2 separate regions of the Homo sapiens genome follow, and region 2 is linked to region 1. A link is a loop called in an ENCODE intact Hi-C map of the cell type or tissue named here. Cell type or tissue: endothelial cell of umbilical vein. All regions are shown on one strand. Links, peaks and the distances in the headings refer to the core of each region. The heading gives the core; the rest is flanking DNA.

Region 1 (10,416 bases), core at 3,163-8,162:
AGTAATCCATATCTCAAATCCCCAACACACACACACACACACACACACACACACACACACACACACTCACACACTCACTCACACTGTAGTTAGGGAGCATGGGCTGGTTAAATTGGCCCTGAAAGAGGAAGTGAACCATCTGGCAGTGGTGCCTGACCCACCTCAGTGTTTCAGTGGGAACTTGCATTTATTCATTCATTTTATACCCATTGCAGACTCTTTTTTTTTTTTTTTTTTTTGTTGAGACGGAGTCTCCCTCTGTCGCCCAGGCTGGAGTGCAGCGGCGCGATCTCCACTCACTACAAGCTCCGCCTCCCGGGTTCACGCCATTCTCCCCATTGCAGACTCCTTAGAGAAGTCTACCTGGACTCTACACTAAGCACTTAGCCAGAATGGGCAGTTCCCAAGAGGTCTGTAGACAGAATTCAGGGAGTCTGTGAACTTCCATGAGAAAAAAAAATTACATCTTTATTTTCACTAACCTTTAATGGAAATTTTAGACTTTTGATTTGGACAAATTTGCAGGGTACTTTCCTTTGGAGAAGGAACTAAAGTATTCAGCAAATGACACCCTAATTGTGAATGTAGGCAACAAGCCAGTAGTAATAGCAGTACCTGTGACTTTTCAACAGTAAAAGTCACGGTTGTTTTCATACCACGTTAAAGTTGTTGAAATATTAATGCTCATGACTCCTTTAAAATTACCATAGTTATCAGACCCACTAGTATATCTTCTTATTTAATACATTAATAAAGAACATATATTACTCTATCACAATTTTTTCCTAAAAATATTTTGATAATTATTATTTCTTTATAATTTTTGTCCTTTCTAGTGCTATGTATTTGTTTTAGGAATTTAAAAATACTATTCTGAGAAGAGGTATATAGGTTTTACCAGACTGTCAGAGGAGTACATGGCACAAAAAAGCTAAAGAACTCCTGGGGTGGTGGGCTCAAGTCCTGCTCAGTCTCCTAGCCGTGGAACTTTAGAATAGCAACATCTGAGACTCAGTTTTGTCATCTGCAAAATGGTTTAAGATGAGTGATGATTTTGGTGAAGTGGGTGAGAATCTCAGTCAAGGGATGACTTCTTCTTCCTCTGGTTACATTAAAAAGTGTGACGCCTTCTTTAAAGTACTTTGCTTTTAAATTAATGAAGTAGAATCATTAAGAAATCACCCGAAATCTTCAAATCTGTTTATTTGCATTTGTCTTCTCAGTCAACAGCAGTGTTGTAAAATATACTAAATTTATATTTAAATATATGTATTAAATATATAAAGTTACATACACTAACATTTTTACCTTTTTAGTTGTTGCATTTTAAAATATTTTGTAGTCTCTAGTTTTCTGGTAAGGAGATAACATTGTATTCCTTACTCATACTTTTCCCTATGATATAACATCTTTTGAGTTTTTTTTTTCTTTTTGTTTGATTGTTTTTGTGATGTGTAAAAATTCAGGAGTGGAGCAGCAGGGAAGGAAGGGACTGCCAACCAGGCAGTTCTGGAACATTCCAGGTGTTTTTTCTCTAGTCTATCACTTTTCCTTTTAATGAAAAATTCATCACTACAGTCCCAATATGAGTAATCTTCCTATTTATTTTTATGTATACAAATAATATACATAAATACTAGATTTAGATAATGTATAAATGTTTTTATATTTCACTGAAAATATCCAATCATACACAGACTGTCTGGCATACAATGGTTTGATTTATGATTTTTCAACTTTACAGTGGTGTGGAATCATTCTGTTTTTCACATTCAGCACAATATTCAATAAATTACCTGAGATATCAGCACTTAATTTTAAAATAGGCTTTGCGTTACCTGATTTGGCCCAACTGTAGGCTGTTGTCAGTGTTCTCAGCATGTTTAAGGTAAGCTGGTTTAAGTCATGATGTGACAAAATGTAGTAGTTGGTTGGGGTTGTTATAGATATTTTTCCTTAAAGTCCCAGTGACTATTGAATCTTGTTTTGTAAAAACAAATAGTATAAGTGTTTAAGAATAAAAAAGATTTAATATCAAGGAACGCATGTAGTGCTAGATGAGATTGTAAAGGTTGTTATTGTCTATTTTTGAAAACCTTTTAGGAAAGTAAATTAATTTGTTTTAATTTCATGGACTGCTCAGTTTTCTTCACCCAATACAAGAAAAAAAGAGGCAAATTATAATACTATTTAGAACACATTTGCTAAATTTCTCTTTGCTGCCTTCTTAATTTTATCTGGCAGGGCTGCAAGACAGGAGTTACAGCAGTAGACCTGGCTGTCGTGAAGTGATTTCATCTCTTCAAGTTGTGGAGATTTTATGTTTTGTTTGTTTCTTTGTTTGTTTGTTTGTTTGTTTTTTGAGACAGGATCTCATTCTGTCACCCAGGCTGGAGTGCAGTGGTGCAATCCTGGCTCACTGCAGCCTTGACCTCCTGGGCTCAAACGATCCTCCAACCTCAGCCTCCTGAGTAGCTGGGACTTCAGGTGCATGCCACCTAGCCTGGCTAATTTTTCCATATTTTTTGTGGAGATGGGGCTTCACTGTGTTTCCCAGGCTGGTCTCAAACTCCTGGGCTCAAGTGATCCTTCAGCCTCAGCCTCCCAAAATGCTGGGATTACAGGCATGAGTTGCCGCACCAGGCTGTCTTCTGGTTTTGTAAAGATGGATTTCCTGGACTTGGTTAAGCCATAACTGGCTGTCTAGAGGTTGAGATAGTTCAGTCAGTGACATGATGAAATAAAAAAGAATTTTTTGATAACAAAATGGTTTTAGAGAGGATAGCTAGGAAACATTTTAAAAGAGCAACGAAGAGAAACTTGCTATTTCAAATGTAAAATATATAGTAAAGCTAAAAACAGTTTAGTGCCAGCATAGGAATCACATAGAACAGAATAAATAGCCCTTGAAATGCACAGACAGACAGCATACAGACATATATGATCCCTGGAATACAGCAATCCCATGGAGAAGAGGTAGATTATTCAGCAAACTACACCAAAATAAACTCCAGGCGAATTATTTAGAGAACTATGTGTGTATTTTTTTTAAATCATGTTTTTAAAAAATCCAGGAGAAAAAAATGACTACCTAACTAATAATGGGATGGGGAAGTATTTTTAAATATAAAAGCAGTGGAAGAAACCACAAGGGAAAGAATTCTTTGTCATGTTTTAGTGAAGATAAATTTGAGTGTGAGGAACAAAACCAACTCAAATTACCACAAGTAAATGGAGAGTTTACTGTAAAGTGATCTTGGATTAACCTCAGGGCAGGGACTGTCATTGGGCTGGACCTTCTCAAGGCTGAGATAGAGAAGCAAGGCTAGATTCTGGAAGGACCAGGATCTGGGCACTGAATCTGAGGATCTTCCCTCACTGGGCTCATCATTAATATAGTTTTGTTACATCAGCTGTGTCTGCATCTTTCTGGTTAGCTGCCCCTCCCCGTGCCAATCTACCGTGTTTGGCAAGAGGGTGGATCCATCGCCTCATCTGGGCAGAAATGAATTGGACAGAAAGGGGCTTTGGGGGTCCAGGGTGCAGTGGCTCATGCCTATAATCCCAGCACTTTTGGAGGCTGAGGTGGGAGCATCACTCGAGGCTAGGAGTTTGAGACCAGCCTGGACAATGTGGTAAGACCACATCTCTACAAAAAATAAAATTAGCCGGGTGTGGTGGCATGTGCCTGTAGACCTGGCTATGGCTACACCACTGTAATTGAGCCTGGGTGACAGAAAGAGACCCTGTCTTAAAAAAAAAAAAAAAGGAACCTTGAGGTGATAGAATTAACGTTTTTTTAAAACAAAAAGAAAACAAGAGGGCTTTGGGCAGGCTATGGATGATTCATTTGCATACACAAATTTGAAACTTTTTACATGAAATAGTACAGTAAACATTTAAAAGATAAATACTGCCCAGGAATACTGTTGCAATACCATAGTAACTGCAACAAATATTACAGGAAAAAAAATTAATACTTTTAACATAGAAAGTGTTTTTGTCAGACAAGAAGGATATCCCTAACACAGATTTTTAAATGGGCAAAGGATAGGAATAGATAATTTGCAGAACAAAGAAAATAGCCTGTATGGAAGGAAGGTAGAAGAATAACCTTATAGTATATAGTTTAAAAATGCAGATTTAAGAAAACAATCAGATACTTTTTTTCCTAAGAAATTGGCAACTTTTTTGTAAACTTTTTTGTGTGTTTTTAAAATCACACTGTCATTTCTGACAAAAGTAGAGGAGTCAGGCACTCATATTCATATACTGCTGCTGAGAGTGTAAATAGCCACAACCTTTCTGGATGAAGATATTGCAAGCCCAAAAGATGGTCATGTTCAAATTAATAATTATTTTCCTAGGAAGAGGGAAATCAAAGAGATGTACAAAGATGGTTACTACAGCTTTATTTGTCATGGTGAAAAAAAGGGAATAACCAAATTTCCCAGTATTACCCGGATGAGTAATTAATGGCTTATCCATATAATGAGATAGTATAAACCACCAAAAAAGCATTTGCTCAAAGAATGATTACATAATTCCAATTTTGTAGATAAACAGCAGAGAGAGAAAAAAATGACATAGGAAACATTCCAAATTTTAATGGCACTCAATTGGTAGGATAACAGATGATTTATTTTCTACAATGAAATATTGCTTTGGTTATAAGAAAAACAACAGCAACAACATATTTGGTATTTATACCAAGCAAAATGTACATTTTTGTCATTTGGCCTAGAGAAGAGACATGTCTGCTCAACAATGAAGTTATTTCCATGAATTCTGGCATATTGGTTAAGAAGGACTCAGAGAATCCATCTAAAGCTCTTGGTCTACTCCTGGTGGTCATAATAGGTGCTCAATAAATGTCTGCTGTGCATGTCTACAGGGCCCTCAAGTCTAATGAGGATGGTTTTTCAATTCTTAATACAATCTGGGTACGACTTGTCACAGACACGAGGATGAGGGATGGTGTATTTTTTTTGATTTTAGAATAGGAAAAAAACCATTTAGTTCTAACACTGTTTATTCGTAAGTCCAAGGGGGGGAGAAACTAATTCCATTTTTTTCTTGAGAATATCTGCTGGATTTCCATTAATAATCCTAGGCAAAGAAGTTATTTCATAGGTTGTCTTTAAATGATTTTTAAACTAATTTAGAACTCACACATAAGTTTCATTCTATTTTTCTTTTTAACCTACAAAAGTGAGTGCCTGCTTACTGTTTTTCCTGGTTCTGTGCCGTAAACACTGAATGGACTATCTTACCTTGTCTTTACAATCTGATGGTTAAGGTTCTTATTCCCGTTTTACAGAAATAGGCTTAGAAGTCAAGTTAATGAGTGAATGGTTGGCTCTTTGGGCACCGTTTGTTGGAGTTCAGGTTTTCAGGCTCCTTCTGGGCTATAGACTTTTTTCCAGGCTACCTTGTAGCAATTTGTGAGTCAGCATCATGTTCTGCTGAGACCCAAAGATCCAGGAGCAGCTTAGAGCTGTAGCTAGATTACCAATGGACTCATCACAAAGCATAACTTGACTCTCAACCCTGGTCCCTTTCCCCTCTACCAGAAGGTCTACCCCAATGGCAGAGTAGAAGAGAAAAGATCTTCCAGGACATCAGAGATGGCATGCCACACAGGAGGAGAGGAACAAGGTCATTGTTGTTATTTGTTCAGAAAGAAAAGATGGTAAAACTCAGTTACATCTTGCTCAACTGATTTTCTCGGCTTGAAAGAGAAGTAACAGACACTAGGCTTAAGGGAGTTAAGAATAAATCAAAACGTGAACCATTCCAGCAGTTTCTGCATTAATGGGATCCTTCTGACAATGCCACAATGGAGAATTATGGCACAGAGCCAGTTCAGTCATAAACCTTATTCCTATACTTCCTTTCTTGCTTGTAATTTTATGCAGCAGGTTGAGAAGGCTACTTTATTCTGAGACAGACTGTATACCAATAATTTTGATAACCTGTAATGAGTTCTGTGATGTCTTTTTCTTCTTGTATCTTTTCCTTCCTACCTTGATACCAGTAATTTGTAAGGGATCTATATAGTTTGAATGTATTTGAGTGACTTCAATAATACTTCAGTTCTACTTTTTGATATAACCCAAGGAAGCACCAGTAGGTCTCAGGCATTCCCCTGTGTTTTAGAATCCTCAAATCAGTGAGATGAAACCCAATGTCAAGAATTTGAAGCAGAGTAAGGTATGGAGAAAGAAGGTAAAGAAACTATTGGGTGGTTTGGCTAGAGCATAGTAATTAATTGGATATTTTGGTTTCCAAAAATTTGAATTACAATAAAAGGAAATTTTGCTGTGTTATTTCAGTTTTCAGTAGCAAATAAATGTTTGTATAGCCAAACAATAAAATTGACGTAGTTTAGTGCCTTTAAAAAAATAAGTGATGGTTTTAACCCCATCTCTTAACTGGCTTATAGTGCCTCATTCATTCATTCAGTGAATAAAACAAACACCAATTCAAGGAAATCTGTATAACAAATGTTTGTAAACTTTATGACCTATCCTTTGTTTTCTAATTTACAGAATAAAATCTAAGTAAATAAAAATTAGGGACAGTCTCTTAAAAATTTCTTACAACTTATTGGTATATGATAGGGTTCTTTTAATTTGATGGTTGGAAGATTCTTGAAAATAGAAGTAAAAATTTAAGCTTTCTATTGTTTATAGTTCAAAAGTGCATGCACATGTGTGTAACAAGAATATACACATTTCTCTGATTCCAGAGACAGCCCTTTATCCAGCTGGCTAGAGTAGCCTCTATCAGCCCCCAGTCTCTATTATTCTGTTGTAATTTCCTCCTCATACTTCTCACCACCTGACTTGATACTAGTTAGTTTTTGCTCATTTCCCATTTCCCTTTGCCTTCACTGGAGTGGCAGCTCTGTCAGGGCATAAGTTTTTGCCATTTTTCCTGCTCAGCACCTAGAACAATATCTAGCCTATAACTAGCCCTCATTTTCATTTGTATGGAATGAATGAATAAACAAATAAATCAGTTTTCTGCCTCTTATCAGCTGCGTGGAACCAGACATCTCCCCTCCATTTTGAGGTCCCTAAGTTATTCCTGGGAAATCTCAGGGACTGGCATCTTCTGCCAGACCTCTGACACCCAAGAAACCATTGGTGGTAGGCAGAGGCCCCTGTGAGCTGCTGCCAATGTCTACACTGAGGCAGCCCCTCAGATCCCAAGCTAAGGTCACTGATGTATGTTCACAGCCAGATGCTGCTGCTTCTGTCATGGAAGGATCTTCTCCAAAGTCCACTCTTCTGTAAAACTGTGCTGTGATGTGGGAATAGCACACACACCCCCACACACCCTCACACATACATACACACACACACACTGTCACACACATATGCACAAACACCTGTTACCTTCTTTACCCAGACCCTTGGGCCAGAGCAGCCTTGTGCCCCCATTTTTTTTCTTTTGGTGAAACTCACTTTCTGGCTTTACTCTCAGGAGCGGGGCAAGGAGTTGGGGGAGGAGGACTGGAGGTGGGGTGGGAGGCGTAACTAAATCAGAAGTTCCGAGTGAGGAAGGCTCCCCTCCAACACAGAGGCATTCTTCTGACTTAGCTAAACAAGCTTCTGGCAGGAAAAATAATTTCCCTGGCACAATATGGTGCCTTATGCCAATTACCTCTGCGAGGATCCGCCCACTGGCCCTCCAGGCCATCTGGACAAAAGGGATCCCTGAGGAGATCTCACTGTAGCCACAGGCTGGGACTCCTGCTAGAGGGAGATAAAGCTTTACCATTTCCCTTCTTCTTTGTCCTGAACTGTACTCTAGAACGATCTGTAAGAAATGTCCTAATAGGTAATTGCTCTCTCCTCTCCCTCACCACCCCCCCAACCCCAAACACACACACAACACACACACATACACACACTGAGAGGCATCCACAGTGTTCACCACAGTATGGATTCTCATGGGGTTTTATTTGGCTTCTTGGCCAAATAAGCTGATGCAGGTACTTGTTGGATAACACTGTGGGGTGGGTCAGTAGCAGAGGATGTGAGTCAGGCTCCCAGTTTTAGAAAAGGAACCTGCAGTGCCTGCTGACAGGCTTTCATACCAGGTATACTCCTTGCATATTATCAAAGCATATCCAAAAACCCATTCTTGCTTCCAGAGCAAAAAGAATCAGAGAGCCTCTGCTGGTGAAGGAAGTTCTGTTCCAGAAGGCTGTGTCTGTCATGGACCCAGGCAGAGGAGAAGAACAGGAGCCTCTGCCAGAGGCCAGGCCAAGCCAAAGAATGGGAATCAGAGGACAGTCCCCTGATTATTTAAACACAAAACAGGAAGGAAGGAACCCTCCACCGTCTTGGCCACCATTGTGACCACTGCCCATTATTTTTTCAGATTTATGTGGTCAAATAATGATTTTAAATAGAAAATCTTAAAGCTATTATGTTTTATTTTGGAACTATTCCACATGTTGAGGAAGAATGAAGGAAGGGGAAACAGAATCAGACTTCTAAAGAGTGGAAAGGTGATATCTGTATCATATGACCAAGCCTAGGGAAAAACACATGAGCCACACTCACTTTTTGAAAATCTGATCCTTATTGTTAAGGAGGGTGACTATAATTTTAGAAGGGAAAAGATGAATGGAAGACTGTCTTGGCTTAGAAAACCCTTTTCTATTTTTTGTCCAACTGAATCACTCTGATAAAAGCGGCCTGAGCATCACAAGACTTAACTAACCTTTATGTCATTTCCCCTCCCACTCTGTTCCCAAAATGGCTGGTATTTTTTTATATTCATTTTTATCTTGCTCCAAACAATATGTAGTTTCTCCTCATTGACAAACATTCTGTCAACTCGTGAATTATTGCTGATTCGTTTGCATGTGTGTGAGCTGCTCTCTGCTCCCACCTTTGCACTATCAGATGGAATTTTCCACGTATATGTCTTAGCCTCCTGACGCTCATTAATGTCAATGTGGGGGTCATGAACTGTGCCATTATTGTTCTTGTAGTGTTTAGTTAGCCTGAGAAGCTCAATTTGTGTGTATGTGTGTTTTTTTCTTTTTTTTAATTCAATAGGTTTTGTGGGAACAGGTGGTGTTAACTTACATGGATAAGTTCTTTAGTGGTGATTTCTGAGATTTTGGTGCACCCATCACCCGAGCAGTGTACACTGTACCCATTGTGTAGTCTTTTATTCCTCGCCCCACTCCCACCCTTTCCTCTGAATCCCCAAAGTCCATTGTATCATTCCCATGCCTTTGCATCCTCATAGCTTAGCTCCCACTTATGAGTGAGAACGTACAATGTTTGGTTTTGTATTCTTGAGTTACTTCACTTAGAATAATGGTCTCCAGTTCCATCCAGGTTGATGTGAATGCCATTATTTCATTCCTTTTTATGGCTGAATAGTATTCCATGGTATATACATACCACATTTTCTTTATCCACTTGTTGATTGATGGGCATTTGGGCTGGTTCCATATTTTTGCAATTGCTAATTGTGTGAGAAGCTCAATTTAAAACCTCATTCCCTTCAAGTTTCAGTTTCCATTTAGGAAGTACTTAGATTGACTTTGATGACCTTTGGTTATATATTAGTTATTTTCAGTTATTTTGTTTTAACATAAAATACCACCAACAACTCGTTGGCAGTACAACCAGATAATGTAGCTGATGGAGCCATTCATTCTAGATAAAATCACTGTGATTTGGGCACAGCTCTGCAGATGTGAAGTGGGGAATTCCTGTGGAACTTGACTGGCATATGCAGTTGCCCTTAACAGGTTTCATTGTGATAAACCCCTGTCTTTTGTATGAATTCAGGCACATGTCTGTATGCAAAGTCTCATTTATATCCTGCTTTACCGTTTTGGTTTTCAACATGGTAAGAGCAAAGGGTGGCTCTCTACAGGCTCAGTTTCTCCAGCTGATTTTCTGTCTCCTCTTACTCACCACTTCTTATTAATTCATTAGCAGCCAGTACAGTAGAAGTCACCTTAGCTTTCTGTTTCCCTTTCCTACCAGCAGCCTCTTCACATCTCCTTCAAAACTCACCAATAAGCTTCTACCATGTATGTCACAGAATATAAAATCTTAATGTTCATCAGTAAATTATTCATGATTTCTATGGCCCTGATTTGTGTAATGACTGCTAATGCTTTCAGAACATTTGATCTTGACAAGGTGAAAAATCGTGCTGTTTTAAAAAAATTTTCTAGAGTAGTTGCTAGGATTTTTTAAAGCACACCTATCTTATATGCCAGGAATTCCAAAGTCAAAATGTACATAAACCATTAGATTGTAAGCATCTAGGAATCTTTAGAAAGAAGTTTGGAGGTCAAATGCAGCCATCTATCCAATATAGACTCCCTTTTCCAGCATCCCAGACAGAGTCCTTTGGCTGCAGATGGCC
Region 2 (11,289 bases), core at 3,426-8,425, 250 kb before region 1:
ATGGAGGGTTAGAAAGGTTCATTGGTGCCAGATTGTATAGGCCTGAAGGTTTGAACATTTTACATAAGAAAAAAAGAAACTATTGAAAGTTCTTGAGAAAGTCTTGATTGCAAATTCTTCAAAATTTTGCAGGATAATTCTCTTTAGGAAGTCAGTGAAGTAAAAACTTGGCCTAAGGCAATGAATTTCCTTTTTGTTTGAAATGCTAGACTTGAAAGAAATATGTCAAATAAAACTGAATAGTGTTGAACATCTCAGATATCCAGGAGTTTGTTCTCTAATGTGTGGAACTTTGTTGAAATGTATAATATTTGTATGTTCTCACCATTGTCATACAAGCAAATGGCATGCTTTTGAGAATGTAGATCTCCTCAGATGTTTCCTGGCTAGTACAGGATGTACTTTCATTTGGAAGGTTGGCTGTCTGGAGCCCTAACTTGGGTTCACTTGCACCTTGCAGGGTTGAAATGATTTTAGGTGAAAGGTGGCCACCGTCTCTAACAGGAACAGTTCTTTCCACTTTTAGCAAGAGTGCCCACTAATGTAAAAGTAAATCAGGGAGACTAAAATCAAAAGGAATTAATTGTCACCAACAATTCCATTTGCATTTATTTATTCATAATTAGTATTTACTGGAAGTGGCAGCTTATGCTCATTTTCTCTGGATCATTAAAATGTACTCATCTGAGCCATAAACAAAGCCAGCAATGCCCAGGAATCAACTGGAACAATTCAGTTAGTGATAATTGCATCACAGCTCCCCTGTAGCATCTCGCAAAGGTTCATTTGATTACAGTTACTAATGGCAATCCTGGCACATGGAGGGTATTTATTAGACTAGTGGTTCTTGGGTTTCTAGCCTTAGATTTGAGGGGGAAAGGACACTGCTCTGCAACTGCTCTCCCTCAAAAGCATTTCAACACCTTGCCTAAACTGGTGAGAATACAGTAATATAATAGTGGTAAAATGATTAGAAATTGATTTTGCCTTACGGTTCACGGAATTGACTCATGGCATCAGGGCCTTGATAGAAGATGCCGGATTTTGACAAGGAGAGAGAAGACATTGCAGGGTATTGAGGAATGAGGGAAAAGGTAGAGTAATAATGGTAAGAGAAGCAAATTGCCTGGGATTTGAAAGCATGGGATGAAATAAGCAGTTATTTATATGTCTAGAAAATATATTATTACTGTCCAATTTTAAGCACGAATGCTTTAAACTTTAAGGAACTGGTCTTACCTGAGTCCCATAAATTATATTTTGAGAGCCATTTATCAGATAATCGATAAATGAAAACAAAATCAAACAACTCAAATGAGGCAAGAAAGAGAGCTGAAGGAATGGGTAAGACACAGTCAAGAGCATGTTTTGGAGAGTGCCAGCCCCCAAAGGCTGGGCTTGTGGTTCTTCTTAGAGATGAACAATCTTGAATCTTCTATTTCAGATTCTTGGCTGGAAACACCTTATCTTAGAGTCCCTCAGGTTCAGACCTGACCTAAGACACATGTTATTTCTTTACAACCACTGAGTCTGTTAGTGTTGTACACATATTAAATGCTTAATGGTTTGCTGAACAAATCTTCATAGATACTTCAACTCACCTATTTAAATAAAGCTGAACCTGAATGAAGAGATCTCCATGTCTGGATAAGGTCCATGGTTTGTTTCCAAAAGGGGCAAAAGTTGGATGCAGCCAGAGATTCTTTGTTGATTTGTTCATAGTTATCTATTTTTTGAAGGTTGGTTTGTTTGTTGTACTATGTTTTTTATACAGCTGAATTGATTGCAAAGGTAAAATAAGAATTTCCTTTCCCAGGGCTATATTCATTCTTCCCAACTGAGGTGGAAAATTCCAGTATTAGTTTTAGCAGTACTTGAACCATCTTCTCCCTAATATAGTGCTTCTAGGGAACATGGGGAAATTCTTAAGCCTGGGTAGCCAATATGAAAGATCCAGAAAGAATCAAATATAATGAGAATGTCTGAAAGAATTTGTTCTCTCAAGCAAACTGGTCTATCAGAAGGACTAATAGCTTGGGCCTATTTTGCTCACCATTTTAGAGGGGCTACTTAATCTCCTAGTGCCTGAGTTTCCTTGTCTGTAAGATAGGAATAATAGGCCAGGCATGGTGGCTCACGCCTGTAATCCCAGCACTTTGAGAGGCCGAGGGGGTGGATCACTTGAGGCCAGGAATTCCAGACTAGCCTGGCCAACATGGTGAAACCCTGTCTCTACTAAAAATACAATAATTAGGCAGGCAGGGTGGCACATGCCTGTAATCCCAGCTACTCAGGAGGGAGACTGAGGCAGAATAGCTTGAACCTGGGAGGCGGAGGTTGCAGTGAGCTGAGATCACACCACTGCACTCCAGCCTGGGTGACACAGCGAGACAAAAAAAATAAAAAATTAATAATAATAATAATAATAAAGAGTGTTGTGAGGATTCAATGAGTTACACATGTAAATACTTGGAAGCGTGCCTGGAACATAGTAAATTTTTGATTAATGCTAGTTTTCATTATTTTTCTTAATCTAATTTTTTCTGAACTTGTAAAATACATTTACACAATAGCAGTCACCTCTCCTGGGGGATTTAGAAATAGTACCCACTATTTATTGAGCATTTATTATGTTCCAGTCCTCTGGCACATGTCTACTTTGATCCTCACACTAATCCTATGAGAAAGTTATTATCATCAGTTTCGGTAAAGAAACTGAGGATCAGAGAAATAACTTGGCCATACCTAATAAGCAATGGAGCGGGGATTTGAACTCCCACCCTACTGGGCTAGTTCTCTAAGATCCTAAAGAAACTGCTTTGTATCCCAACATGAAACTGAACTCAGTTAAAAATAAGCACACGGGCTAAAGACCTCTTTTCCCTGACTTATCTCTCATAGCATAGATTGCTTGGTGCCTCTCAGAGAATTTCCGTTTAACACCCTGAGATTAGTTGGCCTTGTGGCTCTGATCAGTGGAGGTCTGTTTAACTCAAGTCACATGTGGGTATTTTCACTCCAATCATAACGTCAGTTCTAAATCTGTTGGTATGTCACAAAGGCACAAGTTAAAACCCAGGAAAAAACTTGAGCTGTTACTGTTCCCAAGTAGAAACATCCTTAGCAGCTTATCTGAACAGAAGGCCAATCTAAAACCTTGGAGGTTTGCCCAGCCCCGGTTTCCTGTCTAACTGAAAGCAGAGAGCCCAGACACAGAGCCAAGAAGTTCACGCTTGTGGGATCAGCAACCTAAATTTGAGAATTCGGATCAGTAAGACCAACTGCAGCCTGCAGCTAGAGCGGTGCTGGAGTCATGGGCCCGATGGTCCCAAGGGTGCAAGGAAAAACTTATGAGATGACTAAGGTAATTGTTAGGAATGAAATCAAAATACAACTAGGCAAACCAACTTCCCAACTGGCAGAGGAGAGAGAAATCTCCCTGGGATTATTTTTATAGATTAGTCTGCTATCTTTAGCTTCCAGAAATGATTTTTTGCTGTGTGTGATAATGCTGGTACTGACGTGTACCGAGCACTTACCACATTTGTGATACTGCGCTAAACACTTTACACACTTTACTTCAATCATGAGTGATTACAACTCAGGTATATGGACATGATTGAAAAGACTGGTACACAGCTTCAGAGTTTCCATAGAGGGTGTCGTTTTAGCAGAATCTTTACTAAAATGAGCCACCCCTGTCCTTAAGAGCTGTATCACCTCACCTGGCTACCCTGTTTTCTAGCACAAGGTCACCTTGAGTCAAGATGTTCAGTTTTGTTGTCACTGTGCCATGGCCATGACTGTGGGAATAACCCCATCTGCTTACCTTGGGAGATGGAAACTTTGACGAACTCAAGGTCCTTCCCCAGATACTTCCAGCTACTTCCCAGTGATGCCTCCTGCTCTGGCTACCCTAAACCTACAGTCAAACTATGTCTCTCTGCAGCTGAAAACCCCCCTTAATTGCAGTAAACAGGATAACATCTGTGGGAAGAAAGGCAACTATCTCTTCACATGTTGTTTTCTTAGAGGGGAAGCTTTCCTGGATAACCAAGAGACTTCATGTCTCATTGGCCAGCATTTGATCATGTACCCATTTCTAAATCCATCAATCACAGGAATGTGACTGCCGTGTTTATCTTGGACTAATTGGGATCTGCCCCTCAGCCGGGGATAGGGTCAACTTCCCCTGAATCAAGTGAATAGAGGTAGATCCCCGAATAAATCAGAGTTAAGAAGGAAGGGCTGGTGAGACTAGACACAGTAGAGCAGCCATCAGTGTCCTACGCAGGCCTCCGTATTTCACGGAGGTAGTTTCCCTCCCTCCCACCTCATGCCCCAGATGAAGTCTTATTTTCCCTTAAGTATTGCTACTCTAGGTCTGGGTCTTGCTGTTCCCCCAAAAGAAATATCCCTCTTCATATTCCCAACCACTCTTATATCTACCTTTATTACAACATTTACATATTTTTTCACGCCTATCTTCTTTTACACATATCTCTCCTAGTTAGACTATGAGATCATAGAGACCATGTGTTACTCATTTTTAAAATTTCCAGTACCTAGCATAATTCCTGGGATAAAGTAGGTGCCCAATAAATGTTGGATTGATATGATTTGTGAATTTAGTTTATGAAAGTCTATTTCAGCATTACTTAGAATTGGATAGAACAAGTTTGGTTTTAAAAGTGGGAGAAAAAGGAAGATGATAATATTGTTTCATAATCAATTTTTAACCTGCCTAATTCAAAAAAAAAAAAAAGGATGTAAGGGAGCAGGGGTGCTGTGTGTAATGTGCTGTGCTTAATGTTGCTTTTCTTTTATTTCCCACAGCACACAGGACACGGTGGGGATGCAGCATCTTGGACCTCATCCGCCTGTGCTCTAATTCAAAGACAAATATGTTTCCCAACTTGCCCAAGGCTCTGGCAGGGAAAACTCAGATCCCCAAACTCAGGTCGTTCTAGTGCAGCAATAACCAGCTGGGTTTTCAGCAACTTGGATGGAGCCATCTGTGTTCCCAGCCCACATAAAAATATGCACAAGAAGGGTGCAAATCAGCAAGTCCACAGCTTCCAGAGGCCCCAGCTGGGATGTGCCCTCCCTTTGGGGACTAATGAAAGGTAAATCCAGTGTCAAAAGACAGAGGGCCAGCAGCAAGACTATGGAGCTAAGTGAGTCCAGACTCTGGTCCCTTTTCTGACTTTGCCTGAAATAGAGCCCATCTGGCTCCCTGGCCACTGTGCTTGTGTGAAGGGCACTGCAGTGCATGCTGAATGCCTGGAAAATTACCAGAGGTCTCCTGCCTCTCTCTCTGGGGGCACCAGGAACTGGCCACATAGGAACTCTCTTCTCTGATGCTCTGCATTCCTCTGACTGCCTGGTCAACCCTTAAGCTTTCACATAATGAGCCTGGTGAGCCCAGGTGGTCAGGAATAGAGGGGCTTTTTGTGTCTTGGTCTTAAAGAAGGGAGCCCCTCAGATTTTCCCACATACTCCCCCTTCCTTTCCTACCACTCCACATCACAGAAGGGAATTTAGAGTCGTCTTGGCTCTCCGGCTAAGACAGAGGACAGTAGATTCCACATGAAAAGCCAAATTAAATGGGGGTGCTGTTACTCAGCCACCCAGGTGCAGATGGCTTTTGGCAGCCCAGTACTGGGCGGTGATTGAGAAGAGTCTGTCTCGAAGTCATTACAGTTAATTGTCACAGAGTTACAGACTCATCTGCAGGCAAAGAGCCAGCTCAAAATCCCCAGGGAATTTTCAGATGGATTAATAAACAAAATGGCATATGTGTAAAGCAGCTGATTCTCTACAAAGAAATGATAGTATTATTTCTTTACTCTTCATTCCTGGACCCAGGACTATTTTACAGTCTCTTTCACATCTTGGAAGGCATTTGTCCAACAGGGCTCTGAGTCAGGGGAAAGTATTTTCTTCCTTGTTTTTATCTAGTAGCACAGACACTTTCACTATGGGGTTAGTGCATTTTTCATGGCTCCTGGTTCATCTCAGAAAAATGCACATCAACCCAGCCATCCTGTTGACTAAGTGGCATTCACTAAGCCAATATTCCACATAGAAACACTGATGCGGTCTTAACAATGGTAGAGTAAATGGCATCACCACCTGTCTACATACGTAAAACAGGTGCACAGTTGGGAGCTGGAGCCATAGCCTCATTGATATCATAGACAGAAACAGGATCTGTTCAATAGCACTGGTACTGAGGAGAAAAGCAGCACAGTACTGGATCCTGCACATCACTTCCTTTTCCAGTTTCTTTGATTTTTCTGCTAAAGTTTATATGATTACTCCTGAGAAGCAGGAATTGCCTCAGAAAGTTATCCTGCTCTTTGGCATAACCGCCCTGCTGGCTCACCCTGCCCCACAAACTCTGCCAGCCCAGTGTAGAGGAAGAGAGCTGAGCATCTGCTAAAGTCCCTCCATCACCAGTGATCTGTGCCTGAATTTGTCGTTCCTTGCTGCTTGTAAATTTCATTTCCTCTAAGCCTTCTCTATATTACATAGCCCAGAGAAGTACTGGTTAATGAAAAAATGAAAAGCTTGACTTTACAAATGAAGAGGAAAATGCACTCTTTAAAAAAAAAGTTGCAGCTAAGTGAACTTATATGTGTGCAAGAAAAGAAAATTGTTTCGAGCTGTTTAAGAGTAATAATTACATTACATTACCGTGTTACTGTCTGAAGATATTCATATTTTGCTTTTTTATTTTTTTGGTGGAGTGTTGTTCAGTTGCCCAGGCTGGAGTGCAGTGGCATGATCTTGGCCTCCCGGGTTCAAGCAATTCTCCTGCCTCAGCCTCCCAAGTAGCTGGGTTTACAGGCATGCACCACCATGCCCAGCTGATTTTTGTATTTTTAGTAGAGGGGTTTCACCTTGTTGGCCCAGCTGGTCTTGAACTCCTGACCTCAGGTGATCCACCTGCCTCGGCCTCCCAGAGTTCTGGGATTACAGATGTGAGCCGCTGCACCCGGCCTTATTTTGCTCTTTAGTGCTATTTCCTGTTTAAATTTCTCAGTGTGACTCAAGAGTCTATCATACTGAGTTCATGCTCCCAGTATTTAAAACTGCATGAAAATAATGCAGAAAATAATTTGCTAGCGTTGACTTGCTCCCAGAACTTAAACTGATCAAGCAGGACATCTGAGGAATAATACTTTTTAGCAGGGATTGGCAAACTTTTTCTGTAAAAGGCCAGAGTGTAAATATTGTAGGTTTTGTGAGCCATACAGCCTCTGTTGCTGATATTCAATTCAGTCCTTGTAACACAAAAGCAGTCATAGACAACGCATGAAGAAATGGTGTGTCTGTGTTCCAGCAAAACTGTATTTATAAAAACAAGTTGCAGATTAGATTTGACTCACAATTTGTTGATCTCTGCTTTGTAGTAAAGCCCTGATAAATTTTCTTCTTGGGTTAAGTAGTGAGTGGGAACTTGCCACATCAGAGTCATTTTGGGGAGATGGCACATCCCCACATGAGAGCCAGCATGGAAAAATTTGGTTTATTTCTCCTACTTTTTAACAGTAAGTGACAATTTTGCAGCTATTTTCAGCTTACAAGGAACATATTAACCACTTGAACTTCCAATTCCATGAGATAATGTCAGCATAATGCAGATTATTCCTTATACTAGACTTCCAGTTTCTGGGAATAGCAGGTACATTATCCTACTGAAATGCTGAATATAATACAAAAAGCATCTACCTTAAAGCATCCAGGAGCTAACAAGATAGAAAGGAATTACCTGACCTAAATGGGAGGAAAATATTAAGGAATCACATAAACAACTTTTGCCCTGATATATTTGCTGATCCTGCAAAACTGAACTTCCTTTTGATGTTTTCATGGGATGCTCAGTATTTAAAGCCAAAGGCTACATAAGTCTGAAAGTCTACTAAGAAATTGTCGATACAATAAACTTGAACCTCAAAGGACCAATCCCAGGAGTGAAAAAGAATCAGAAGTGACACAGCCTTCCTGCATATAAGCAGGTGGCTTTCACATTCTCTGGTGGGTCAAGGACTCTCAAGCCTTGAATTTGGCTTAAGTGGTAGTTCCTCCAGATATCTTTCAGAAGCAAATATAAATTCTTTCTGAAGGAAGGCAACTTCAGTTCATCCTGGGCCTTAAGTACCCCTATAAATGATTTTGTAAACACAAGGAACAATAATATATTAATAGATTTTTTTAATAAAAGAGGTACATAAGTAAACAAAACACCATGATGTCACCTAAATTTGAAGATATAATGGCTGCCATTTTTTCAAAACTGATGAAAGATATCAGAGAAGTACTACAAACCCCAAATGGGATAAATACAAAGGAAATCACAATTAGACTCAAACAAATTTCCAAATACTTCAGCTACTACAATTATCATATACAAGTTATAGAGCAAGAATGTTTATGATTCTTAAGGAAAAAAATAAAGATCAGCTTAGTAGCAGAAAACCATAACATAATCACAGGTAGATTTTTCTTTGAAGAACTAATAGAACATCTACAAAGGGAAAATAGAAAAATCAAAAAATTTTAAATTTAATAAATATTTTTAGTAGCAGATTAGACATACCAAAAGAGAGAATTAGATATCAGTAGCCCAATTTTTGGAGAAGAGGTGTTCAATATTTCACAATTAGCAAGTACCTAATAAATGATAAGTTAACTTCCTTGGACCTAAAATTCCACAGACTTCTCAATTCATGGCCAACTTTGTGGTTAATATGTGTTTATATTGCTAAGGATAAGAGGAAAATATATCTTGTTTTTTCTATTTTCAATCCAGTTTTGGTGCTACATTCTGCCTCTTAACTAAAAGCTCTTCAAGTAACCAGGACATTGATACCTTTGTCCTGTTTAGGATTTTGGTCTTATGGTCAAATTCACTTGATCTGCCGTGGCTGAATTCAAGTTTTTACCTTCAGTTTCAGTTTGTTCTAACCTCTTTTTAACTAATTTCACTTTGGCTGAGTTCTGCCCAGATGCCTTCACAAGAACCCCGAGGGTTGGCTTGACAAATTCAATAGGATTTTCGTTGTTTCCTATAATAGACAATATGACACTAATTCCAATTACACTTCCCCTCTTAATTTGGTGTTATGATTTTCATGAATCTAAATTATCTCTATATTTTAAGCCCCATAAGGCAGTAACTATGCATTAGATTTACCATTTGCTTTCTCTATTGCTCTTCATTCCCTCTTGGATTGCTAGGATAACTTTCCTTCTGTCCAAAGAATTCCTTTAAGCATTTACTTTATTGTGGGTCCCCTGGTGATGAATTCTGTTTTGGCTTATCGCTAAAGATACATATTTCATTTTCACATCAGTGATGTTTTCCCTGAATAAACAACTCTAGGTTGGAATTTTTGTTTTTCATGTTTTCTTTTGCCACTTTAAAGATGTCATTGCATTGCCTTCTGGCTTCTATTTCTCTTTGGAAAAAGTAGCTGTCAGTCTTATTGATGTTCCTTTAAGGATAATGTGTCTTTTTCCTTAGATGCTTTTAAGATTATAGTTTGCAGAAATTTTATAATCATGAACCTAATTGTGATTTCCCTTGTATTTGTCGCACTTGGGGTTTGTGGTACTTCTCTGATATCTTCCATCAGTTTTGAAAAAATCGCAGCCATTGTATCTTCAAATATTGCTTCTGCATTATTATCTCTCTCCTTATCTCTGTACCTCCAATTATATGTATGTTAGACTTTTTCTCTGTGTTCTGTATAGCCCTCATGATGCTATTTTTGCATTTTTTGGTCTTTTTGCTCAATGAAGTTCAATTTTAATATTTTAACTGAAGTATTTTCTAGTTCACAAATCCCCTTTTTTGTTATGTCTAATAAGCGGTTTGGTCCTAATTTCAGTTGTCTCATTCTTTGGTTCTAGAAGTTTCATTTGATACTTTTATTTTATTATTATTATTTATTATTTTTGTACCTACATAGTAGGTGTATATATTTACAGGGTACATGAGATGTTTTGAAACAGGCATGCAATGTGAAATAAGCACACCAAAGAGAATGGGGTAGCCATCCCCTTAAGCATTTATCCTTTGATTTACAAAGAATCCAATTACACTCTTTAAGTTATTTTAAATTATACAGTTAGGTTATTATTGACTATAGGCACCCTATCATGCTATCAAATAGTAGGTCTTATTCATTCTTTCTAACTATATTTTTTGTACCCATTAACCATCCACATCTCTTCCCTCCCCTCCCACCATCCTTCCCAGCTTCTAGTAACCATTCTTCTGCTTTCTATGTCCATAACTTCAATTGTTTTCATTTTTAGATCCCACAAATTAGTGAGAACATGTGATGTCTCTCTTTCTGTACCTGGCTTATTTCACTTAACATAATGATCTTAATGATCTTTAGTTCCATCCATGTTGTTGCAAATGACAGGATCTCATTCTTTTTATGGCTGAATGGTACTCCATTGTGTATATGTACCACATTTTCTTTATCCATTGATCTGTTGATGGACACTTAGGTTGCTCCCAAATCTTAGCTATTGTATATAGTGCTGCAACAAACATAGGAGTGTAGACATCTTTTCAATATACTGATTTCCTTTCTTTTGAGTATATACCCAGCAGTGGGATTGCTGGATTCCACTGGTAGCTCAATTTTCAGTTTTTTAAGGAAACTCTAAACTGTTCTCCATGGTTGTTGTACTAATTTACATTTCCACTAACGTGTTTGGGGGTTCTCTTTTCTCCACATCCTCGCCAGCCTTTGTTATTGCCTGTCTTTTGAAATATAAGCCATTTTAACTGGGGTGAGATAAATCTTATTGTAGTTTTTCATTTGCATTTCTCTGATAATCAGTGATGTTGAGCACGTTTTGATATGCCTGTTGTCATTTGTGTGTCTTCTTTTGAGAAATGTCTTTTCAAATCTTTTGCCCATTTTTGATTGGATTATTAGATTTTTTTATAGAGTTGCTTGAGCTCTTTTTATATTCTGGTTATTAATCCCTTGTCAGAGAGTTTGCAAATATTTTCTCCCATTCTGTGCATTGTCTCTTCACTTTGTTGATTACTTGCTTTGCTGTGCAGAAGGTTTTTAACTTGATGTGATCCTATTCATCCATGTTTGCTTTGGTCACCTGTGCCTGTGGGTATTATTTAAGAAAACTTTGCCCAGTCCAACATCCTAGAGAGTTTCCCTCGTGTTTTCTTTTAGTTGTCGCATCATTTTAGGTCTTAGATTTAGGTCTTTAATCCATTTTGGTTTTATTTTTGTGTAT

The links. Hi-C counts contacts between places; a loop is a spot of excess contacts. Peaks named below come from ENCODE experiments on the same cell type or tissue, not always from the same donor. Only the 100,000 strongest peaks of a DNase experiment are listed, where the experiment ranks them.
Region 2: a loop joins it to region 1, with 2.5 times the contacts of the local background. A loop is called at or near these places in 4 of 110 quality-filtered maps.

The regions. Positions count from the first base shown.
Region 1 is chr1:184,548,191-184,558,606 of GRCh38, forward strand. The region is part of intron 3 of C1orf21 (chromosome 1 open reading frame 21); the gene reads left to right. Among named protein-coding and RNA genes, the nearest start is that of C1orf21, 170 kb to the left of the region's middle. In endothelial cell of umbilical vein, for the core only: no CTCF peak of the experiment used is centred there; a DNase peak (open chromatin) is centred at 5,861.
Region 2 is chr1:184,293,582-184,304,870 of GRCh38, forward strand. No RefSeq gene overlaps it. Among named protein-coding and RNA genes, the nearest start is that of C1orf21-DT, 87 kb to the right of the region's middle. In endothelial cell of umbilical vein, for the core only: no CTCF peak of the experiment used is centred there; DNase peaks (open chromatin) are centred at 3,840, 6,010 and 7,160; H3K27ac peaks cover 335 bases.